Regions from separate parts of the Mus musculus genome. Here all the other regions are linked to region 3. Evidence: chromatin loops called from intact Hi-C (ENCODE). Cell type or tissue: left cerebral cortex. All regions are shown on one strand.

Region 1 (8,000 bases), 80 kb before region 3:
ACCATTGCTGGTGGGGTTGTAAGCTGGTACAATCATTTTGGAAATCAATCTGGTTGTTCCTCAGAAAACTGGAAATAGTTCTACCTGAAGACCCAGCTATACCACTCCTGGGTATATATCCAAAAAATGTTTCACCATATCAGAAGGACACATGCTCCATTATGTTCATAACAGCCTTACTTATAATATCCAAAAGCTGGAAAAAAACAAATGTCCCTCAATGGAAGAATGGATACAGAAAATGTGGTATATATACGCACAACGGAATACTACTCAGCTATTAAAAATAATGACTGCATGATTTTTGTAGGCAAATGAATGTAACTAGAAAATATAATCTTGAATGAAGCAAACCAGGCCCAAAAGGACACACATAGTACTCACTGATAAGTGGATATTGGCCCAAAAGCTCAGAATATCTATGATTCAATTCACAGACCACATGAAGCTTAACAAGAATGAAGGCCAAAGTGTGGATGCTTAAATCCCACTTAGAAGGGGGAATGAAATAATCATGGGAGGCAGAAGTAAGGAGGGACCTGGGTGAGAGAGGGGAGGGGAAAGAAAAGGGGAGCAGGATCAGGTATGGGGGGGGGAGACAGGAGAGAAACCCAGAAGTCCAGGAGAATGAGTAGAAATATGTAGCAGTACGGAGTGAGGAACAAGGGAGGAAGAACCACTAGAAAGTTCCAGACACCAGGCATGCAAGAGGCTCCCAGGACCCAATGGTGATGACATTAGCCTAAATGCCCAACCACAGGGAGATAGAACCTGAAGAGGCCACCTCCAGTAGGTAGGCATGGCCCCCAGTTGAGGGATGAGGCCACCCATCCATCTCAAAAATTTTAACCCAGAATTATTCATGTCTAAAGGAAATGCAGGGACAAAAAAAAAATTTAAATGGAGCAGAGTCTGAAGTAAAGTCTATCCAGAGACTTTGGGATTCATCCCATCTATAGACACCAAACACAGACACTATTGCTGATGTCAAGAAGTGCTTGCAGACAGAAGTCTGGCTTGGATGTCCTCTGAGAGGCTCTGCCAGCACCTGACTAAGATAGATGCAGATATTCACAGCCAACCATTGGATTGAGTGCAAGGACCCCAATGAAAGAGTTAGGGGAAGGACTAAAGGAGCTGAAGGGGGTTGCAACCCATAGGAAGAACAACAATATCAAATAACCAGACCCCTCAGAGCTCCCAGGGTCTAAGCCACCAACCAAAGAGCATACATGGGCGTCTGTGGCTCCTGCTATGCATGTAGCAGAGGACTGCCTTATCTGGCCTTAATGAGAGGCGATATGCTTGGCCCTAAGGAGGTTTGATGCCCCAGAGAAGAGGAATGAGGTGGGAGTGGGTGGGTAAGTGGAGGAATACCCTCTTAGAAGCAAAGGGGAAGCGGGTGTGGTGGGCAGAGTTCATGGAGAAGGGACTGAGAAAGGGGACAACATTCTAAATGTAAAATAATAAAATAATAAAATAATTTTAAAAATATATCATTTATCAAAAATTTAGACATCTAGACCTCTAATAAAAGGAGCCTATGCTGAGAACTATAAAACACTGTCAAGGGAAATTAAAAGAGTTAAAGAAATGGAAATGCAGATTATGTTCATGAATTGCAAAACCAGACATTATTGAGATATCTATTTTCCCAAAGAATCTACAGGGTCATTGAAAACACAGTCAAAATGTCAGTGTTTGTTTAAAAAGAAAGATAGGCTGACTTTCATGAGAAATTAAAAAGGATTTAGAATAATTAAAACAATCTTGTGAATAGTGTTTGACTGGCGCTCTCTCTCTCTCTCTCTCTCTCTCTCTCTTTGTGTGTGTGTGTGTGTGTGTGTATACCAGAGGACAACCTCAAATGTCATTCTTCCACAAGTACCATCCACCCTGTTTTATGAAATATAGTCTCACAGAATATTTCCTATCACCTCACCATGACAGGCCTTAGTAATTCTTATTAGAAAATTCGTTTCATTTTCCCCAAATCTTGAATATAATATCTTTTAAACATCATTTACAACTGTTTTTCCTGGTTTTCTTTACACGCACAATTGTTTGATGCTACACGATGCCTGAACCTATGGATCTTCTTAAAAGTTGTATTCTGACTTAGTAGGTCTAGGGCAGGACCTGAGATTCTGTAAGTTAGTTGTTGTTTTCCTTGGAGTTTAGGGTTCTTTTTTTCTGCTTTCTGTCTGCCTGTTTGTCTGTCTGTTTTGAGACAGAGTCTCACTGTGTAACCTAAATGGCCTGGAACCCACTATGTAAACCAGGCTGGCTTCAAACTCAGAGATCCTTCTGCCTCACTCTCCTTCTCCCGCATGCTGGCAGTAAGGGCATCTGTCACCACATTTATATCTAAGATTCTGCATTTTTAAGAAATTCCTATATGATATTGATATATGATTTATTCCTATATGATATTGATATATGATTTATTCCTATATATTGATCATCATATAGGAATAAAGCTGTTGGCCAAAGCTTGGAATAGAATGTTCCTTGCGATGTGCTAGCAGGGTAGTGAGTTTTATTCTCTTTTACTTGTAGGTTTGAATATTTTATCATGTAATGTGGCATCAGAAAAAGTTGAAGAAAAAGAATAAAAAAGCAGCTATGAGTCTCTTCTCCATCTCCAGCCCTGTCACTTATGCTTCCTACTACTTGTAACAAATGGCTCTGTTTCTGAAGAGCCATAACACACCTACCCCCAATGACACCTGTCTCCTAAAGATGTGTCAGAAGGGAGAAAAGGCAGAATTACTCATATGGTCATGATTTTCTGTGTCCCGCACTGCAGGAGGAACAACTGAGGCCTGGGGGAAGGGGGCCCAGGGAACCCCTCTGTGTATCTTTTTGAACTCTGAGTTAAGGCAACATAAAGCACCACCAGTGATAAACAAGACTGCATGCTATCCTTGTGGGGATATTGGTAGGATTTTCTTGGTACTTATAGATTAGAATCACATGTGTTCCTTTTGTCCTTATAGTTCTTGGATGAACCCAGGGTGATCTGGTGTTTGGAAAGGACTCCCATCTGAGCAAGTCCGTTCTCTCTCACATCTTCCAGGTTATGTGCTCTTACTGATATTCTTGCTTTAATTCAGCAGACATTTGTTGAGCATTCATTAGCCAGGCTTTGTGTAGTCATTGTTGAATACCAAGATTGAGAAGCTCATTTCTTATGCTGGAAGAGACAGACATGCATAGAAAGAAACTGAGCTAAATGAAGAGAATATTTTCTGTGTAATTACTACATGCCAGAAACTGTACAGGTTTTTTCTTTTCAAAATGCCTTAACATGGGAAAGCACAGAGTGCTTGATTCTGCCAGGGAGAAGGGCCTTGCTCCCAAGCCATCTGACATGAACTCAGCCTGGAGAAATGAGTAGAGTCTGTAGGCAGAAAAAAGCACAGATCTCCGGTGCATTCTGGACAGGAGGAAGACAGCTTGAGCAACCGAGCAATGGTGTTAGATGATTTGATGTGTATGGGTCTTTGAGTGGCTCCGGGTGAAAGGAGTCTGAACTGCATTTGGGGTCAGGAGCTCTCCTTTCCAGCTGGAGCCTTTACAGTTGCTGTGGTGTCTTTGTATGCATTGTCTTAGTTGATCTGAGCAGCCTGCCATTCCCTTCTCAGCTAGAGCACTAATTACCTGTCAGCTAAAACTAGGAAGGCTTTGGACACACCTAGAAAGGGCTGGAAGGCATGTTAATCAAAGCCATTCTGAGAAAGTGATTAAAATTCCCAACGTGTTCTACAAGCCTTCTGCTTCTCCTGAATTTTCAATGCAATTATTATCTCGTTCTTTGGGAGCAGTCAGCTCTCCAGAGAGGCATCCTGAGAAGCCCTGACATTTCAGAATCAGAGCCGAGCTCCCAGCTGGCTGAGGGGCCTGACAGCTCCCTCTGAATTTCCAGCAGCGCCCTGGCGGCTGCCCTGTGGTAGCCTCTGTTTTGGACCTGGGTTTTCCAGCATTTCTCAGCTGGAACTCGCAGAACCACTGTTGTGGCACAAGCCCACAGTGGCTCTGAGTCCCCTAGCTACAGAAATTCTACAGCCAAGGAGGGTAGAATGCTCAGGAACAGATGTTCAAACATAACACTTTCCAAACGTCTGTGTGGATTTTATACCCCCCAGAGGCTTGTTAAGAATGCAGGTGGCTGACTGGAGTGCTGGCACACACCTTTAATCCCAACACTCAGGAGGCAGATTTCTGAGTTTGAGGCCAGCCTGGTCTACAAAGTGAGTTCCAGGACAGCCAGGGCTATACAGAAAAACCCTGTCAAAAAAGAAAAAAAGAATGCAGGTGGCCACTTCCCAATGTAAATCATCACATTCAGGGACTCTAAAGTCAGCTCCAAGATTCCACCCCCCTACCGCCCCCCCCCCAACACTTTTCTTTTGTGAAGAGGGAACAAGATAGGATTTCATTCTGTAACACAGACTTGTCTGGATTGCATCCTGTTTTCCAGACTACCTTAGCACTCAGGACAATCCTCCTGTCTTAGCTGGCATTATAGAGGTAAGCCTCCATGTCTGACTGAAAATCCACTTAAAAAAGAAAGAAAGAAAGAAAGAAAGAAAGAAAGAAAGAAAGAAAGAAAGAAAGAAAGAAAGAAAGAAAGAAAGAAAGAAAGGAAGGAAGGAAGGAAGGAAGGAAGGAAGGAAGGAAAAGAAAAGAAGAGAAAAGAAAAAAGAAATTCAATATTTTAAGAATAAAAACTAAGAATTTGGGTTTTAAAATCTCTGTGATCAGAGGATCCTCTCACAGAGACCGGAGCTCATCAGTTTCTGATGAGACATAAAAGTGAGGTTGAAGGGCCTGGATGAAACTCCAGAAAGCATCTTAAGACACATCAGTAGAGTGTGAGGCTACTCTTCCTGACTTTTGGGGGGATGACACACCCACAAAGACTCTACTCACTACCCTTTGCTAGCTCTGAAAACAATGCAGCCCCAAAGCAGGGCCATCCCCCCTCCTGCATGGTTCCAGGGTCACCCCCCTCTCCGCACCAGCCTCTCTAGCCCTGACTGGAATGCCTGAGCAGAGAAATGTTTGAAAACCACTTTCAGCCTGGCTAATGATGTAGTTCTTCAAAAAGTGTCACCAGGATGAAAAATAGCTCAAAATGGCAAGTCCCCCTTATTTCACCAGCACAGCCGGTAGGAAGTTCCTGCCAAGCAAGATCAAACTTCTTGGGAATGTTTTGAAAAGCTGATGGAAACAAGGGCCCCCATCACACTCTGCAGCGCTCCACCCCAGCTTGTGGAAAAGCTCGTTTGGAACAGCTCTAGTCAGTCTCAAAAACTCACACAATTGATGCCTCCTGCTGCACTGTCATTTCCACTGCAGACTGAGCTACATCCTCTTGTTTCTAAGGCAGAGTGGGAAAGGTTAGAGAAATATCCAGGCTTTCCCTAAAATAACTATAGCAGCTTAAAGGTGCTGTCCAGAAAGATGGCTCCAAAGGCATCCTCTGCCCATCCCTGCCAGAAGCCTGTGCTGGGCACGTTTAATTTCCTTCATGCATCCCCTGGCCCCTGTGCAGTGGTCCAGGTGTCCTCTGTCTGTGGGAAACTGCGCCATCTGTCAGGCATCTCTCTCTTGCTCCCTAGCCTTCCCTTTCACCTACACATCTTGATTAGCAGATGACAGTTCCGCTCTGATGTTTGTTTTGCCTTTGACGGATTTTCAGCTCAAAAAACAAGACAAGGGGTGCTTTAACCTCCACAGAACCAACAATGCTTTCTTTGGTTCCCCTTCCCAACCTTCCAAGGAAAGATACTGGTAGGTACTCAGAAAGAAAGGAAATAACAAGTAAGTAAGTTCATGTCTTCCTTGCCCTCTGTGATATAGAAAAACTATTCGTCCATTTCTCCAAGTATCACCACGTTGACACTGAGTGGCAGACAAAAATAGACAGGGGATTTATCCTGTAGCTCAAAGCAAATACTGAAGTCGGAAAGGAGGTTATTTTCTTGGAAATAAAACAGCAAATTGAAACATGCAACCATCTTTAATTCCCTAGTCTTCCCCTGTATCACCCCTTATGCCCAGTCAGAGTCTTCCTGGAACTTAGGTAAAGTCTCAAGAGAGAACATAAGATACAGAATTCAGAGATGAGAACAGCAGTGGGGACTATAAGTGGGAAGATACAGATCCATCTACAGAACACTCAGCCAAATAAATCACTTAGAGACTCAATACTCAGATCCATTGGCTTGATGAGTCAGTCACCCACAAAAAGAAAGTGCAATGCAGCAAGAGCCAGAACTGTGAGGCATCTTCACTCCCTACTCATCTCTCTCACATTTTGTATTCAACTCAACACTAATCTTATAGAGTCTGACTCCCAACGATCTGACAAACCCATCTGCTCTCAATCCTATGGGGTAGAGTTCCTCATACTGTTCGCTTTTGCCTAAGTGGATATAGTAATAGACCCCAAGATGGGCTATCTTCCCCATCCATTCTACTCCACACAAGCTCCTTGAAAGGACTTTTGAGAGAACAGGATTCATGTTATTCTCTGATAAACACCTTTCAAGCTGTGAATCTCTCTCCTTGCGTAGGACCTGCTTTTCCGTTCAAAGCCCAAGGCCATGTACGATCTGCTTTCTATATAGTTCTCCAGCTACAACTCTTATGACTCCTTGCCTCAAACAGTGGGCTCTAGAAAACTACACATCTCTTTTCAAAAGTAGACTTTTCATTTATGATCCACTGTGCATGTTTTAATAATCATCTGACATTTCCAATCACCCTTGATTCCTACTTGAACTTTAAATCTCAACTAAAATGTCACTTTAAACTTCCTCTCCTAACCCTCAAAGCACTACATCCTGGATTCTCCTCTTTGACCCCAGAAATGTATACATCCTACTTCTGGTTTGTATGGCCCAAGAATTCAGGAGCCATGACAACTAGGACAGTTATCTTGCCCTAGCCTTGGGTCAGAGAACAAAGGAGACTCATAGGTGTTATGGTTACTTGTTTTGGCTTAAGCAACACGAGATTTATTTTTCTCATACGTCATCAGATCAGAAGCCCAAGATCAAAGAATAAATCTTTCTCCTAAATCTTTGTCTTTGAACAGTTTCTCACCGTGTTCTTATGTGCCCTTTCCCCTGTATGTAAGAATCCCTGATGTCTTTCAATGTATTCAAATTTTATATTTTCAAAATTTTAATTGACAAAATCATTATACATATTCATAGCATGTGGTACAATACAATACAGCACAGATGATAGGATGCAGCAGTCAAATCAAAGTAATCAAAATATATCCTATCACTGCAGATATTTATCATTTCTTCAAGTTGGAAATATTCAAAAGTCTCCCTTCTAGCTATTGAATGTATTAGATTATTATTATTAATAGTTCCCATGCTGTACTCTATATACAAAACTAGAAGTTAATCTTCCCAACTAAGTTTACTGTTTTTTTAAGATAGGGGCTCATTGTGTATCCTTGGCTAACCTGGAACTCACTATGTAGACCAAACTAGCCTCAAACTCATAGGGATCCACATATGTCTGTCTTCCAAATGCTGATGTTAAAGTATATGACATCATACCTTGCATACGTGTGTGTGTGTATTATTATTATTATTACCCAACTTTCCTTTCTTTTTTTCTTTTTTTATTAGATATTTTCTTTATTTATATTTCAAATGCTATCCTGAAAGTTTCCTATACCCTCCCCCTTCCCTGCTCCCCTACCCACCCACTCGCACTTCTTGGCCCTGGCAGTCCCCTGTACTGGGGCATATAAAGTTTGCAAGACCAAGGGGCCTCTCTTCCCAATGATGGCTGACTAGGCCATCATCTGCAAAAAATGGACCATCCAGAGACTACCCCACCCAGGGTTCCATCCCATAATCAGCCACCAAACCCAGACACTATTGCTCATGCCAGCAAGATTTTGCTGAAAGGATCCTGATATAGCTGTCTCGTATGAGGCTATGCCAGTGCCTGGCAAATACAGA
Region 2 (8,000 bases), 97 kb before region 3:
TCACCCTTAGAAAATCTCATGGGAATCACAGTTCTCTAATCCCAAATTTGGGAGACAGAGGCAGGAAGATTCTAAGTTTGAAACTGGCCTGGACTTTCTCAGCAAGCCCTTTCCGATAGAAAAAAAAATCTAAAGGGGTTGGGAAAAAAATGAAAAGAGGGAAAACATGTCAGTGAGGATGTGAAGAAATTGGAGCACATTTCCTCTGTTGATGGGGATTTAAAATGGTATAAATGCTATAGAAAACAGAACAGCATATCCTTAAAAAATAAAAATAGAATTACCATATGATCCATCTATTTCTGAGTGTATACCCAGAATAACCAGAATTCAGAGGCTCAAGCTGACACTTGTATTTGCATGCTCATAGCAGAATTATTTATAGTACCCAGAAGGTGGATGGAATCTACATGTCTTCATCTCAGAGTATTCAAAATTCATAAGTGTCAATAGCCAAATGGTAGAAGTGACACAGTATCCTATTGAGGCTGATTGCCCCTTTCTTTATTTCTTTTTTTTTCCCTCTGATTATTTGTTGTCAATGTGATCAATGACACTGAGTCCTTGACCAGCCAATTAGTGACCCCCAAAATCCTTCTCCTGAAGAGTGGGGAGCTGTGGCTACTCCATAGTTCTTCCTTTGATGCATATTTGAGCTGATTCAAAATGCCTTCTTCCTATGTATACATGAGGAGTATAATCACGTTCCCAAAGGAATGTTCATCTTGCCCCCAGGCTTACTGTCTAACTAATTGAAAGAATGCTTCTCACGGACAGTGTCAGCTAATCAAAATCATGAAGAAAGAGCAGAAATTTGCCAAGAAAACTGGAGCAATTCATGGAGGATGAGGAGAAGGAAGAGAAGGAGGAGAAGGAGGTGGAGAAGAATAGAAGGAGGAGGAGAAGGAGGAGGAGAAAAAGAAAAAGAGGAGTAGAAGGAGGGTAGGGGGAGAGGAGGAGGAGGAAGAGGAGGAAGAGGAGGAGGAGGATGAAGAAGAGGAGGAGGAGAAGGGGGAGGAGGAGGAGGAGGAAGAGGAGGAGGAGGAGGAGGAGGAGGAGGAGGAGGAGGAGGAGGAGGAGGAGGAGGAGGAGGAGGAGGAGGAGAAATAAAAATTTGAAAATGCCCAGAAACTCTGAAGAGAGCAAGTTTACTTTTTTTCTGTTACAAAGTCTATTTAGAGATAGCTGTCTTGGAATTCTCACTCTCTGAGTGTAGACCAGTCTGGCTTTGAACTTACAGGGATCCATGTGCCTCTGCCTCAAGTGCTGGAATTAAAGGCATGAGCCACTGTGCCTCAAATCAAGCCTGTCGAGATGTTTGCAGTACAGCATCCCTAACTGCCTCACTGGTTTCTTCCTTTGTAGTTTCCACATCCCTGCCTTGGTACCTGCATTGGAACAAAGAGGGGAAAGAGAACCAATGCCTCAATGTGGCTCTTATTGACATTAATGGATCCTGTTCATTTAGACTCTAAATAAAAGTTAGAGGCTATGATGGTCCAAAGAAGAAAAGATCATACATAGTTAGATACATGCACATATATACCTCTCTCTCTCTCTCTCTCTCTCTCTCTCTCTCTCTCTCTCTCTCTCTCTGTGTGTGTGTGTGTGTGTATGTGTGTGTGTGTGTGTGTGTGTCTGTGTGTGTGTGTCTGTGTGTGTGTGTGTGTGTGTGTGTGTGTATGTGTGTGTGTGTGTGTGTGTGTAAATGGATTTCTAAGTGAAATGTTGAGAGAAGAACAAGTATTACTGTTGACTGTTAATGCCACTCAAGAGGCAGGGAAGGATTTCCCTCTGTGAGCTCCCTTTGTAAACATTGTAAAATCTCAAAGCAAGAAAGTTTCCAGGCCTCTACCTGAAGAACTCCAGCAGCCAGTCTCCTCCCATGACATCCTTAACTGTCATAAAGACTTTTCCAGTCTTTATAACTGTCACAATGATCATTTCCAGACATTCAGAAAAGTCCAAGCAGAAGCTACCAATCCCTGAGCTTCTCCAAGCTCAGGACTTAAAATTCTACTAATTCTCACCCTGGAAATCTCCACCCTAGAAAGCTCCATCCCCAAGATCCTCTATATAAGCACTGCCCTTTGTGCAGTTCCCTGAAGCTGCCTGCTCCCTCCCAGGAGCCACTCCTGGATTTGTCCCTCCAGACCCTGGACCCTACAATAAATCTCTTTTATGAGATGTGCTGCCTGGTATGACTCTCTCATCAGAAGAAGACAGAAAGCAATGAAGATAAAAAGGGAAGAATGGGAAAGGCAGAGCAAGGCTGAGACCCCTGAGCTCCTCAGCTCAGCTGGGGATACTGTCCCCTGGGAGCTACAACACCTCTGCTGAGGAGGCTTCCTCAGAGCTATATGGTTCTTGGGCTCCTGTGTCTCAGGATGCCCTTCCACTTGGATACCTACCCATCTCTGAGCTGTGTGATTCCTAGACTTCCAAGTCCTAGGACACCTTCCCATCTCAGCAGGAAAGTCAACAAATACAAAACAATCATATATCACATTACAACATTTAAATCAATGATAGGTCACATGTCAGTGCCCATATTATACTTAAACTAAAATATGCCTCTAGTGATGACATAATCATAGTGACATCACACTGTAATGTGATGCATTAGTCACCTGTTTATTTAAGGTGTTGCTGGATGTGTAATTTGTGTTACTGTGCCACCAGCCTCATATAATTATATAGTGTATACAATCCTTAACAATTATAATAAGTGACTGCTACTGAGTTGTATTTCTTCTACTGTATTTTTTTAGTCTTAGAGTATACTCCTATTAATAGAAAGAAAAGTGCTCATTCTTCACAGCTTCAGCATCTCTTTCTTGTATGTTTGACATAATCATGTGCTTGGTTCACTCTGGCCTCTAATTGAACAGGATCTACTGTTAATTTTGTCAGTAATGGTGAGTGATTGGCCTAGAAACAGAATTAGAAATGACTAGGGACCACAAAGCACAAAAATCAATGATGGTTATTTCTCTCTCATCAGGCATGTCCCACTTACCTGTGATCTTGAAGAATAATTGCTAGATGTCAGAAGCTGTGAAGTCACTGAAGGCAAGGAAACAAAAACAGTTTCAAGAAGAGCCCATATTGTATGTGGAATAACTTCTGGTGACCTGAGTTGAAGATCAGGCACTGAGCTACATCAGCACTGAGACCATCAATGACAATGGCAGAGTTTGCTTTCAATGTTGAGAGAAAGGGTGGGCCTGACGTCTGCAATCTGGAGGTTTAAGTAATTCTGGACTCATTATTTATTCTGTGAGTTGATGTGAAAACAGCTAAGAATTCTGGGACACTCTAGATAAGTTGCTTGTGAGAGTAGATTGCTTTCCCGAAGAAATCTGTAGCATGCATGAGACTTCTCAATTAAGGAGCAGATGCCTGAAGGGCTAGGTATGCAATGGGCTAACTGTCTAGGTATCTGTGATAGTCACTTACTTACAAAATTATGTAAGGGTATGCTTCTCAGAACCCCACTCCTGTCGCACAACAACTGACTATTGTCTATTGATCTGCTGTCTGACTTGTCATTATTAGTAAATTCCATGAAACCAAATGGTAGTAAAGGTTGAGGCATTCCTTTGGGACTGAAGATACCAGGCAGGAGTCACTAGGGGGTTCCTCCACAGGTCCATGATCTATCAGAGATAGATTTCTGTGGGAGGCTTCCTTCATTGAACTAGAGTAAAAGACAGTCAGACAGTAATAAAATTGGACCACATTCCATCCAGACTGTTTCTCCTTCCTGTCATCTCTGTCTCTTCTTGGGTTGAGACTCAGGATGTGGTTTGTGGTTTCTGGGAAGTCCTCCTGGACTAGGTGAGGAACATCACTTTCAGGCCTCCACTGTCTATCTACTCCAGGGGAAGAGCCTTCTTGTGCAGCTTGAGTCTGGCAGCTGGAAGAAGGCTGATCTGTCTATTGTAGTCTCATGTGGCTACCCTTCTGGGCTAGAGAATTTGCCTGGGATTCTCCAAAAACAGATCCTAAAATCCAAGATCCATCTCTCTGTCAAGAAAGTGTCACCTGACCTTCTTCAAATTTAAAAGAAAAGCTATCTTTCCCAGGACCATGGAAATAACTTATAATTTTGAAAACAAAAGTTATTTTCAATAGCATAACCTTTTCTTTGGACAATACTCATTAATTTCATGAGAATATTTCTAATATATAATATTGAAAATGGCATCTTACTCCATCAAGGATGTCACTGTATTTTATAAAAACAGCAGCAAAAGCGATTCTCATCCTTTTGGTGAGAAAGCAGCCATTAGGAACTGTGGCTCTGAAACCCAAGGCTTGTATAATTCCCCACTTACCAGCAAGTGGCACTATTGTCCACCATGTGCTCTGGAAATTGTGTCATGTATTTTTTTTACTTCTATGGCACTAATTTCTTCTGTTTACGGGATTTGTCATTGTCTTAGTAGTGGTTTGGTTTGGTTTCGTTTCTTCTTTACTTAGCAGAATATTCTCTGCTTTCTCCTTTTTATCTGTCTCTCATAGGTTGCCAAATCTTAATGAGTCTATCTCAAATGTGCATCTCAAATCCTCTCCCCTTTTAATTTTAGATCTCTAATGCATATTAAACACATATGTGTAAGAGACAAACAATGAAAGCATGTTTTGAAAAGTCTATAGAATAAACTCCATTCACAGTAATCTGCCCCACCCCTGGTCTTGTCCCTAAGAGGCAAAGATACTCCATAAGCCTGGAAATTAATAGAAACCTCAATTTGAAGAAGCATGAAGCACAGTTGCTCAGTGACTTACACGAAGGTTGAATCCAAGTTAATCCATCGAAGCTTGAAAACATCTTCAGCCAGAGTACCTTTAAGGCACTTAGGAAGATGAACTTCAGAATATCTGAATTAGCCTGTAGTTGGATGAAATCATCTAACACAGAGTCAGTCACTTTCACAACAAAGTGGTGAATATCTCATGTATATGCACAGGTGAATAATTTTTAGACATGGTGGTATGTTAAAACAGAAGTCAAAATATTCAAAAATACTGGTGTCATGTACTATGGTACATGGCTGAGTACCCATCCATCACCTATGATGGAGAATGATAGGGAGCTTCAACTCGTGGCTGCTGCCCAGCATCTCAAGAAATTGTCCTATCAGTGGACCTAGAAAAGATCAAAGTACAGTTTTTATTTAAATAAGTATCACTGTTACATGATGGAACCATTGCAAGTCAGAGATAGTGGCCTGGAATTAGAATTGTACCCTTCTAGAGCTGCACACTGCACAATACTCAAGTGTTATTCATATATATACATACATATGTATATATATATATATATATATGCACACACACACACACATATATATATACATATATATATGGTTTGAAAAAGGCTATCAGGAATGGGGAGCTAGCTGAGCAGGCAAAGCAGTTGCATTGTAAGCATGAAGACCAAAGTTCAGATCCCCAGAAATGACATAAGAAGTTTCTTGGACATGCTGGCCCCCATGCAATTCTAGCAGAGATGGGATCCTGGAACTATACAAGTAGCCCAATCAGGGAGTTCTGGGCTTAACTGAGGAAGACAACTAACATCAATTTTGAGACCTGACACCCATGCGTACCAAGTGCACCTGTATGCACACATGCACTAACATAACAGCAAATACACATATATGCACAAAGGCCCTTTGTTTGTTTGTTTGTTTGTTTGTTTGTTTGCTTGTTTGCTTGTTTGTTTGTGACAGGGCTTCTCTGTGTAGCCTTGACTGTTCTGGAACTTGCTCTGTAGACCAGGCAAGCCTCGAACTCAAAGGTCTCCTGCCTCTGCCTCCAGAGTCCTAGGATTAAAGACATGACCCACCATGCCTAGCACAAATGTGCATCTTATACACACACACATGTGAAAAACTTTATCAAATATTTCTTTGATAATTCAATTTTCATCTACTCCCTACGTCCCCCCCTTCCATAGTTTCTATTAACTGGTATTGGAATCTTCCACTGTAAGCATCCTTTTCTTATTCATATCTGTTCTGTTCTCAGTGAAATTTCTTTGCTTCTTTTAAACTTGTCAATTTTAGTTATATTATGGATTTGTATGAGCATGTATTAATTCATTTTATCCCTTTTTAAACATTTTATTCTCTGGGCAATGTTTTCTTTAAAAGAAGTTTAGAGTTCTTATAGTGTTCTTTCTCTCTAGTTTTTAAATTGTTGTGTTTTTAATTATTGTATGTGTATGGTAGATATGTGTGAGTTTGGATACACTCATAAGGAAGCCAGAGGACAATTTCCAGGAGTTGCTTCCCTTCTTCATTTATGAATTCCAGGGGTCAAACTCATAATGTCAGATTTTGCCAGCAAGAACTTTTACCCACTAAGCCATGTTGTTATCCCTTACTCTTTTCTGTTGTAAACATTTCTAGAATATGTAGAAAGCTTTAAAGTTTAAAGCTTCGTTGCTTTGAACCTATTTTTTAGGAATGAGACAATAAAGAATCAAGGTGAAGTCCCCAGTGATTAGGTGGGGCTTGATGACTTCTGCAGTCCAACTTATTTAAGTCCAACTTAAGAGTTACTAAATTTTATGTGCATGAGCATGTGCATTTTTTCCTCTACAAGAAGGTCATTGAAACTCCCAGAGATGCTCTAACTTCTTCTGTTGGGGTTAAGAATACAAGCAAATGTACTGGAGACACGGAAAGGGTATACAGTGCTTCCTAACTCTTCTTCCATAATCTAACCTTCACTTCTAACCAGGTGTGACTGTATCCTCCCCAAAGTCAAGAACCCTCGGTGACTACCTACACAAGCAGAACTGGATCCTTCCCACTTTGGTTTAAACTATCTTTTCCTGTCTTGTTTACCTCACTATTCATAAACTATCTCACAATAAGAATGGACTGAAAAGTTATCATACACCAGGATCATACTAAGTCTTCATGAATACAAGGATGAAAAAAAAAGTGTCTTCATACTAGAAACCTCAGTCCTCCATTAAATCTTGTAGAATGAATTGATACATGAATGACAACTATTCCCTCTACATGACATAAGTTTCCCATATCCATGCCTGCCTGCTAAAATTCTACTCATTTATAGTCAACCTCAAGCTACAAATATCTTTGAACTCCATGATGAAATTAGTCATCTCCATCTCCCCCACTCTCTTAGTCACCTTCTTTATGCTGGTATTTAAGTACTGAATCTAGATTACTTTGAATATGCTAATGGGCATGCTGTGTAGGTCTTCTTCACCTGATGGACCATGATAATATCCCATGATCTATATTTTAAAAAAAACTGGCATAAAGCAGGAACCCAGTAAAAATGTGCTGAAAGTAAGTTTTCCTGTTACAGAATTCAGGGGAGAAATGTTCAGTAGGTTATATAAGCAAGACTGAATTGCTTTATTCTTTTTCTTGACATTCAAACATTTATTAACCTACTTCAGACAAGGCCATGTGCCATATGCTGCAGCTACAAAGATGAAGAAGGAACAGGCATGTCCTGAAATGGCTCAAAGTCTAGCAAGCAAGGATAGATGAGTGCAAACAATTACAAAAGTAGGTGTTTGACCATTAACTGTACTGAGATCAAGGTGGCAAACACTTAGAATCATGTCTGGAAAAGAAAGAAGGTGCTATGCTTGACAGGAAAAGGTAATATCCAGCTAAGATGTGGAGGCTGAAGGGAAGAAAGTGTTCCAAGAGAAAATAAAAGAATATAAAGGAAAACTTAATAGATGTTATTTTCATGTTTGCCTTTATTGGAGGAGAAAACTCAGAAATATATTTAAATATTTATTCTTCCAGTATTCAAATATTTACTGTACATCTATAGCACCAGGCTAAGTAGATAGTTTTAATATGGGTTGTTTAAAAAGTAGATAAAGAAATAGAACATTTCAAATTAGAAAATGATTTTATGCAAAATTAGAAAATAATATAGTCCAGATACAATTTTAATGGCCTCTAAATTCAAAGAAAAGGCTTGGAGAAGAA
Region 3 (8,000 bases):
GGAGGCTCATGAGGTCTCACTTCTCTCTCCCTGATAATGGTCACTGGGAAAGAAAACTTATTTTCAGTACTTCCACCACTGATGGAGAATCCATAATCTTGTACATAATCTCCCTTTTAAAAAATCACAGAGAGAGAGAGAGAGAAAGAGAGAAGGAGAGAGAGAGAGAGAGAGAGAGAGAGAGAGAGAGAGAGAGAGAGAGAGGGAGAGAGAGAGAGACCCATGAACCTAGAATGGAGACTAGATGGAGGAAGAAGAGAATCTTTTGGGGGTGGGAAGATAGGTTAAGGGGAGTGAGTATGACTTTTAAAATACAATATGAAGTATATAAAATTATAATTAAATCTATTGTTATATATAACTAATACATGTAAATAAAAACACAAAATATAATTTCAGTAAGTTAATCCAAGGAGGAGAGGGAAGCAGATTAACAGAGCACAGATGGAAGAGAGAGGAAAGAGTATTTATTTAAAATCAGGCAGTAGCGGTGAGGGAAGGCATTACTTACTTTTTACATGAAGAAATACTGTTATGGAGCAAGTCATGTGAAAATCTAGAGAAAGAGCATTTGAGGGACAGGGAAGAGAAAGTATGAAGACTGATATAGAAATTAACTTGATATGATTCAGAATCACCATGACCCTGCCTGGCTTCAATGGGCTGAATGGCTACAGGTTATATCCTATGCTATTTCTTTACTTTCCTGTATTGTTAATTAAAAGCATTGAATTCTTGTATTGTTAACTAAAGGCACAGACTTATAGCCTTTCTTCTGAATTCTGTGTAAGTTGAATTCTTAATAACGGACAGGTCTATATATTTAAAGTTAGGAAAGCACAATGCCTAGTATGTGGGTAATTGTTCTTTCTCCATTCTTGTATCTATAAATGTGAGTTAGGATAGTTCCTAATCCTTTCACATCCTCAGATACCCCAGAGCTATTCCCAGATGTTGCTTCCCATCTGGTGAACAAATGCGAAGCTATTTCTATTCCTGCTACGGCAGGTCAGAAGCCAAACCTATACGTAGAGCAAATAGAAAGGCCAAATGCTAAGACTCACTTGCTGCTTGCAAACCTGATGGTTTTACTTCGACTTGAATACTAGGGACTGAAATGCAAAGCAATCCTGCACAGGCTCTGAGAAGCTGTTTGCTTTGCCACAGTTCTACACTTAAACATTATAATAATAATATTATTATTATCTCACAGGGGTGTCATGAGGATTAATGAGACATTATCAAATCACTTTGAGCTACTCCCCTGGGGGTACTAAATAAATGGTATGTGTCCCCCTGAAGTGCCACTTTTGACATTGATTTGTTGCAACTGGTTCTGCTGTCCAACAGGGCTGGAACGCTCCCACCAGCCCGTTTCCTATAGGCGAACAAGTAGCCATCAAAAGGCACTGGTTTTCAGTTCAAATAAATATGAATTGAAAGAGAACAGTCAGCAATCAGAGGCAAATAGGCTGCTCTTTGAAATCCAGTATTTATCAAGTGCTCACGGTGATCAGCATGAGTGTTTCCCAGTGTAATATAATACTGCAAACACTAGATTTGGGACCGATCCAAGATTTTAGGACCAGCCCTGTCACTAACCAGCTATGTGAGCTAAACTGCTAAACTTCTCTAGATCTCAATTCTAAGATAAGGGCTGTCCTAATAAGGCCATCAAGGTCTTCCAGACAAAGCAAATGGATGAAAGCAGTGAGAATAGGCATTCTGAAAGAGAGATACTTTACAGCAGGGAGAAACGTGTGACCATCCATCACGGGACCATCCTCTGCTCTCATCTCCTTTGCCTTTGATTAATATTAATTTCAGTATTAATTCCTGCAAAAGTAAGAATAAATCATCTCCCCAGTCAGACATAGAAGTGCAAGAAACAGTCTTTAAAAATAGGGTCTTTGCCTCTCAGTGAGCTCTCCTTGTGACACTCCGTCTTTCCCAATCTTAGATTTACAAAAATAAATATGTAAATATTCATCAACTGTTCCCCTAATCACTGGTTAAAATAAGAAGCTGACCATTGCACAACAGATTGCTCTGAAACTGTGTATTTAAGAGGGATTTAAATGGTTTCCCAGTTTCTTCATCTGACAATAGACTCCACTCTCTGCAGTGCCCAGCACTCAGATGGTTGTAAAGCGAAACATGAAGGAATGATAAAACAAAAACAAACAAACAAACAAACAAACAAACGAAAACCTGGTGCTTGTTACACCCCCAAATGCTGCTCTAGAAACTTGTAGGGTGATTGGACTGCTGGCTCAGCTCTCCCTCGCTCCCCAGCCCAGGAATCACAATAGGGTCCTGAACTCAAAAGAAGAAATATCTCCCCAGAGCAGACAGAAATAAATACAAAGCATCACTTGTTGCAGAATTCAGTACAACAAACAAATGCTGAGATCCCAGGATTTCCAAGTTGCTAACAACAGAAGTTGGGCAAGCCCTCTTTATCATAGTTTAGTAGTTGGGAGAGGGGGTAAGAAAAACATGACGACAGATCACTCTTACATCAAACTGAATTTTCAGCTAACTTCATGGAATGAGTGAATGTCTAGACAATAGTTCCTCTTTTGCAAACGATTGCAATGATTCAAGGGGGTAACAGAATTTTGTAACTCTGGTACTTATACTTGGGGTAGCTAAATGTCTGGGAACAGAAATTATGTTTAAAGCAACCAGCACAATTTAGAGAAACAGTTTAAGGGAGATAATATTTTCTGTAGGCCCATATCAAGCAAGAGAGGCACAATCTGCAAAATGAAGGCTTTCCCACATTAACAGCTAAAATACACTTTCTCGAGTTCCCTACTGCAAGGGCAGGTATCATTGTGTTAATTAAACGCTAGGTATTGGGCCTGTTCGTCACACAGTAAGGTGTGGTGAATTTTCTTTACCATTCCCTCTTATTTTTTTCCACTGCCCTCACTAATCCCAACCAGAAACTTGCCCCTGATTCTGCCCGCACTGAGCTAACCATTATAAAAATGAGGTCTCCAGATGCCTTTAAGGACCCTCTTTTTAGACTGCTGGGAAGACTTGAGACCCCATGTTACCCATTAACCCATTGCTTCCTGTCCAAAAATATCGTTTACTGCACCAACACCCAGGTTTTAGCATTATTCTACCCCTCTAAATCCGGATGCTGGCCCCAGACTATCCTATCCTGCACTAGCCCAGACAACCTAGCCTGCAGCCCCTCCTCCCAAGACATTCAGGGTCTGGATGCCTGGATGCCTCCTTTGCTTGGGACTTTTTGTTACCTACTCTAGTGGAACTTGCCCTTCTTGGCAAAGTGTCAAGGGCCAGGAGGCCTCCCTTCGAGGGATGAGGTGTGGTCCTTGCGTGGGTATAACAGCCCTGAGATTAGGTCTCGACCACGCGCGGGAAGGGAACGCGCGCTGACCAGGAGCGAGCAAGCAGAGCCCAGGAACGAGGTCAGGCGGCCGGGTTCCTCCAAGGCCAGCGTGGCTGGGTAGGGGTTCCGCGGAGTCTGGGGAGTGGGGTGCAAGTTGGCGGCGATCCAGTGACAAAGAAGGTCGAGGAACAAGGGTGGCAAGCGGGAAGCGGAGCGCGCGCGCGCGGTGGGCGGGAAACCCGGGGGCGGTGGCAGAGAGGCGGGCGCGCGCCCCGCGGGGAGGGGTGCGGAGGAGGGAGGAGGAGGCGTCTGGACCGTGCAGCCCCGCGGGCCGCGCCAGCCCAGACAGAGCCTCGCGGCAGCCGCAGCAACAGGCGGCGGGGCCGGGCTCGTAGGGCAGAGGCGGCGGTGGGGCGGGGAGCTCCAGGAGGAGCGACTCGGGCCGGCAGCCGCCAGCAGGGAAGGAAAGCACCGCCGCCTCCCGCGCTCGACCGCCGCAGCCCTCCACCCATCACCGCGCCCACCCTGCACCGGACCCCGCAGGAGGCGGCGCGCGCATCCTGCAGAGCCCCGGCCACGCCGAGCTGCCGCCAGACATGACCGTGGTGCCCGGGGACCACCTGCTGGAGCCAGAGGCGGCGGGAGGCGGTGGCGGGGACCCGCCTCAGGGAGGCTGTGGCAGTGGCGGCGGCGGTGGCGGCTGCGACCGCTACGAGCCACTGCCACCCGCGCTGCCCGCCGCGGGCGAGCAAGATTGCTGCGGCGAGCGTGTGGTCATCAACATCTCTGGGCTGCGCTTCGAGACGCAGCTCAAGACCCTCTGCCAGTTCCCCGAGACACTGCTGGGCGACCCCAAGCGGCGCATGCGGTACTTTGACCCACTCCGCAATGAGTACTTCTTCGACCGCAACCGACCCAGCTTCGACGCCATCCTCTACTACTACCAGTCCGGGGGCCGCATTCGCCGGCCGGTCAACGTGCCCATCGACATCTTCTCCGAGGAGATCCGCTTTTACCAGCTGGGTGAGGAGGCCATGGAAAAGTTCCGTGAGGATGAGGGCTTCCTGCGGGAGGAGGAGCGACCCCTGCCCCGCCGTGACTTCCAGCGCCAGGTGTGGCTGCTCTTCGAATATCCGGAGAGCTCCGGGCCGGCCCGGGGCATTGCCATTGTGTCAGTGCTGGTCATTCTCATCTCCATTGTCATCTTCTGCTTGGAGACGCTTCCCGAGTTTCGCGATGAGAAAGACTATCCCGCCTCCCCGTCGCAGGACGTGTTTGAGGCTGCCAACAACAGCACGTCGGGGGCCCCTTCTGGAGCCTCCAGCTTCTCGGACCCCTTCTTCGTGGTGGAGACCTTGTGCATCATCTGGTTCTCCTTTGAGCTTCTGGTGCGGTTCTTTGCTTGCCCCAGTAAAGCCACCTTCTCCAGAAATATCATGAACTTGATAGACATTGTGGCCATCATTCCTTATTTTATCACTCTGGGCACTGAGCTGGCTGAACGACAAGGTAATGGGCAGCAGGCCATGTCGCTGGCCATCCTGAGAGTCATCCGCCTAGTAAGGGTTTTCCGCATCTTCAAGCTCTCCCGCCATTCTAAGGGGCTGCAGATCCTAGGACAGACGCTGAAGGCTTCCATGCGGGAGCTGGGGCTGCTCATATTCTTCCTCTTCATTGGGGTCATCCTTTTCTCCAGTGCAGTCTACTTTGCTGAGGCAGACGACCCTTCTTCGGGTTTTAACAGTATCCCGGATGCCTTCTGGTGGGCAGTAGTAACCATGACAACTGTTGGTTATGGTGATATGCACCCAGTGACCATAGGAGGCAAGATTGTGGGCTCTCTTTGTGCCATCGCAGGTGTCTTGACCATTGCATTGCCAGTTCCTGTGATTGTTTCCAACTTCAACTACTTCTACCACCGGGAGACAGAAGGGGAAGAGCAAGCCCAGTACATGCACGTGGGCAGTTGCCAGCACCTCTCCTCTTCAGCCGAGGAGCTCCGAAAAGCCCGGAGTAACTCCACTCTGAGTAAGTCGGAGTATATGGTGATCGAAGAGGGGGGTATGAACCACAGCGCCTTCCCGCAGACCCCCTTCAAAACGGGCAACTCCACAGCCACTTGCACCACGAACAATAACCCCAACTCCTGTGTCAACATCAAGAAGATATTCACTGATGTCTAATATATGATACGGTTGCCAATTCTGTGCCCAGTATTGTGTGGAACATGCCCCCTTGGTCTGTGTATGCCCTTGATTTATACATTTCCAGACCACTCATCAAGGAAAGTACAAGAAGTGAGGAAGCACACTTCATTCTCCCTATTGCTTCATACTGAAACAGGTGCCTGTTTTTGCAAGTGGGCTGCATTCTCTCAGCTCTTTTTTTCTCTCTCTCCCTGTCTCTTAATTTTGTGACCAACAAACTTACATTAAGCGTGGTTTTTTTGTGTGAGCCCTACAGCCACATCCTGAGAGGAAGTGAAACTATAGAGTCAGAGTAACTGTTTAACCTCAAAATCAAAAGATAGTTGTTTCTTTACTAAGTAAAGGAGGCGGAACCTAAATGAAGCTCCTGACTGGTGGACTTTTCAATATTATTTCCGGACTAGTTATTGTAACTACCTAACCTCTGGATATGTGGGTGGAAAGTCTAACTAGAGCGTTGACGCGTAAGCCCACTATAAATTTATTTTGTTTTTGACTGATCTTTCAGTTTGAATCTCTCCCCTAAGGACTTAAGGTTCACAATAATTTTGAACCAAAAGGGAAATGCCCCGAATGTCCTGATCTGGCTATTAACTCTTCAAAGTTTGCAAAGCATTTTGAAAACATTAGACACAGATTCCAATGAAGTTGTGAGTTCATGCCCCAGCCAATATCTACGAAAGTCTAGAAACTCATTTTCAGTGCTGCCGGGAGAAACAACAGAAATTCCTGATGCATCCGAGAGATAAGCTTCTGCAGTATCACAGGAAGATTAAAGTGTCAGACACCCCTTCCAGCGGAAGTTACTAATTCGGACCTGACTGATGCAGTTCCCATAGCAACCCGTGTTTCCTGGGAAACCCGAAAAAGGTTGTCATGGCATCTTTTGCTCTCTAGCCCCACCCCCACCCCAGGCCCTGCCGTTTCTACAGTAACCTTTCCAGATGGTTCCTACTTACATGATTTCATAAGAAAAAAACACTATTTGAATAAACCACACAAATTAAGTGTAAGACTATATAGAGGTTAAATGAATCACAAAATGCTTTTTTACATTTTATATAAATCATTGCTGTTATCCCATAATGACTGGATCAAAAAGGAAATTATCATCTTTGGAACGTTACACGTAAGGCATGATCTGAATTAAATGTCAGTTGTTTGGTAGCAATTTTTAAAGATGGTTCTGTACAGTTTTCATTAAGAAATGGCAAGCCAACAGATAAAATGAGAACAACAATATAAACATGGTCTGTACATAAGCCAGTGAGAGTCAGTGTACCCAAAGTATTACTACAAGATACCTTCAGAGTTCCTCAATTTAAAAGAAAAAAAAGAAAAAGAAAAACATCCAGATCCCACAACAGGACTGTCACCATCACAGCACTGGAAAAGCAGAATCAACCTCAAACATATGGAGGATGCACAATTTAATGAGTGGATTACAAAAAGGAGGTTCAGGAAATGATCAGACTTGAAAGAACACCTGCAAGTTACAGCCACATGCTGAGAGCTGCCAGCAGACAGACAGAATCAGGTGAGCCCTGTCCTATGTGATCCCTACAAGTAGTCTATTGTGCAGGGAACCAGGGACATTTCTGTTCATAACTAGGTTTATATTTGCAAAGCAGACAGTTTTATATTACATGCCAGTTGCCTTTAGAAAGATTAAGAAATTCTTCCCATTTTCCCCATGTTTCTGGTTATCTTTTGGTTTCCATGTTTATGGCAAAGGGATGCAGAAAATTCCCCTCTGAGCAGCTTTCTCCCAAGCTGAACTGAAAAGTACTCCATTGCTTTAACCAACCCTCTTGGCTTCTGAACAATTTGTTTCCCCCTTTAAACTGAATAAAAGGCAAATGCTACAACTGCTAGGTTAGTAGCCCAGTTTAATTTACATAATTACTTATTATCTGTGGTATCATTCTTGAAACAAATGCTTAAAATTGAAATATGATTAGCATTTTATTTCAACAGTCTTTTTGCCTTATGTGTGTTATGTGAATTGTACACAACTGCTTTTGGGATTTAATGACACATAAGTAGTCTGTCCCTCTAGAGTACATGACATAAAATCATTTCAGGTAAACTTTCATAACCCTACCTAATATATAGTGGGAAGTATTAATGGAAACTATAACAAGAAAGATAAAGGGAATACACAAAAAATAGAGGCATTAATTTATGTTTACCTGGCTTCTGTTTGTTCTTTGTGTCGAAATAGGATTTTTACCTACTTTCCTTTGCTTGTATGACCTTTGAACATTAATCTACATTTTGATGTAACAGTTGATATTCTTGGTAGAAAGACGTTTCTTTCATGGCCCATTTTGATGTTAAACACATAGCAATCTCGTAAAAGACCTTAACATAAAGGTAACAATTTTATTCCCACTTTGAAATGTAGACACCTTGATTAATTCAAT

What was found. Peaks named below come from ENCODE experiments on the same cell type or tissue, not always from the same donor. Only the 100,000 strongest peaks of a DNase experiment are listed, where the experiment ranks them.
Region 1: a loop joins it to region 3, with 2.0 times the contacts of the local background. A loop is called at or near these places in 7 of 42 quality-filtered maps.
Region 2: a loop joins it to region 3, with 6 times the contacts of the local background. A loop is called at or near these places in 6 of 42 quality-filtered maps.

The regions. Positions count from the first base shown.
Region 1 is chr3:106,952,124-106,960,123 of GRCm38, forward strand. All of the region lies in intron 1 of Gm27008 (a long non-coding RNA gene), which reads right to left. Among named protein-coding and RNA genes, the nearest start is that of Gm27008, 25 kb to the right of the region's middle. In left cerebral cortex, CTCF peaks have their summits at 3,953 and 4,163; DNase peaks (open chromatin) are centred at 3,952, 4,096, 5,237, 5,558 and 1 more place; H3K27ac peaks cover 918 bases.
Region 2 is chr3:106,935,943-106,943,942 of GRCm38, forward strand. It overlaps Gm27008 (a long non-coding RNA gene), which reads right to left. Exons shown (of 6, transcript XR_867553.3): 3 at 4,795-5,155; 4 at 3,020-3,066. Among named protein-coding and RNA genes, the nearest start is that of Gm27008, 42 kb to the right of the region's middle. In left cerebral cortex, a CTCF peak has its summit at 4,344 (motif pointing right); DNase peaks (open chromatin) are centred at 282, 4,342 and 7,273; H3K27ac peaks cover 213 bases.
Region 3 is chr3:107,032,460-107,040,459 of GRCm38, forward strand. Kcna3 (potassium voltage-gated channel, shaker-related subfamily, member 3) reads left to right here and starts at 3,703. Exons shown (of 1, transcript NM_008418.2): 1 at 3,703-5,670. The coding sequence starts at 3,964. The coding sequence ends at 5,550. It overlaps AI504432 (expressed sequence AI504432), which reads left to right and starts at 7,045. Exons shown (of 2, transcript NR_033498.1): 1 at 7,045-7,111. It overlaps Gm38712 (a long non-coding RNA gene), which reads right to left. Exons shown (of 4, transcript XR_003954542.1): 4 at 7,107-8,000. In left cerebral cortex, no CTCF peak of the experiment used is centred here; DNase peaks (open chromatin) are centred at 3,599, 3,911, 4,302, 4,672 and 5 more places; H3K4me3 peaks cover 5,021 bases; H3K27ac peaks cover 4,939 bases.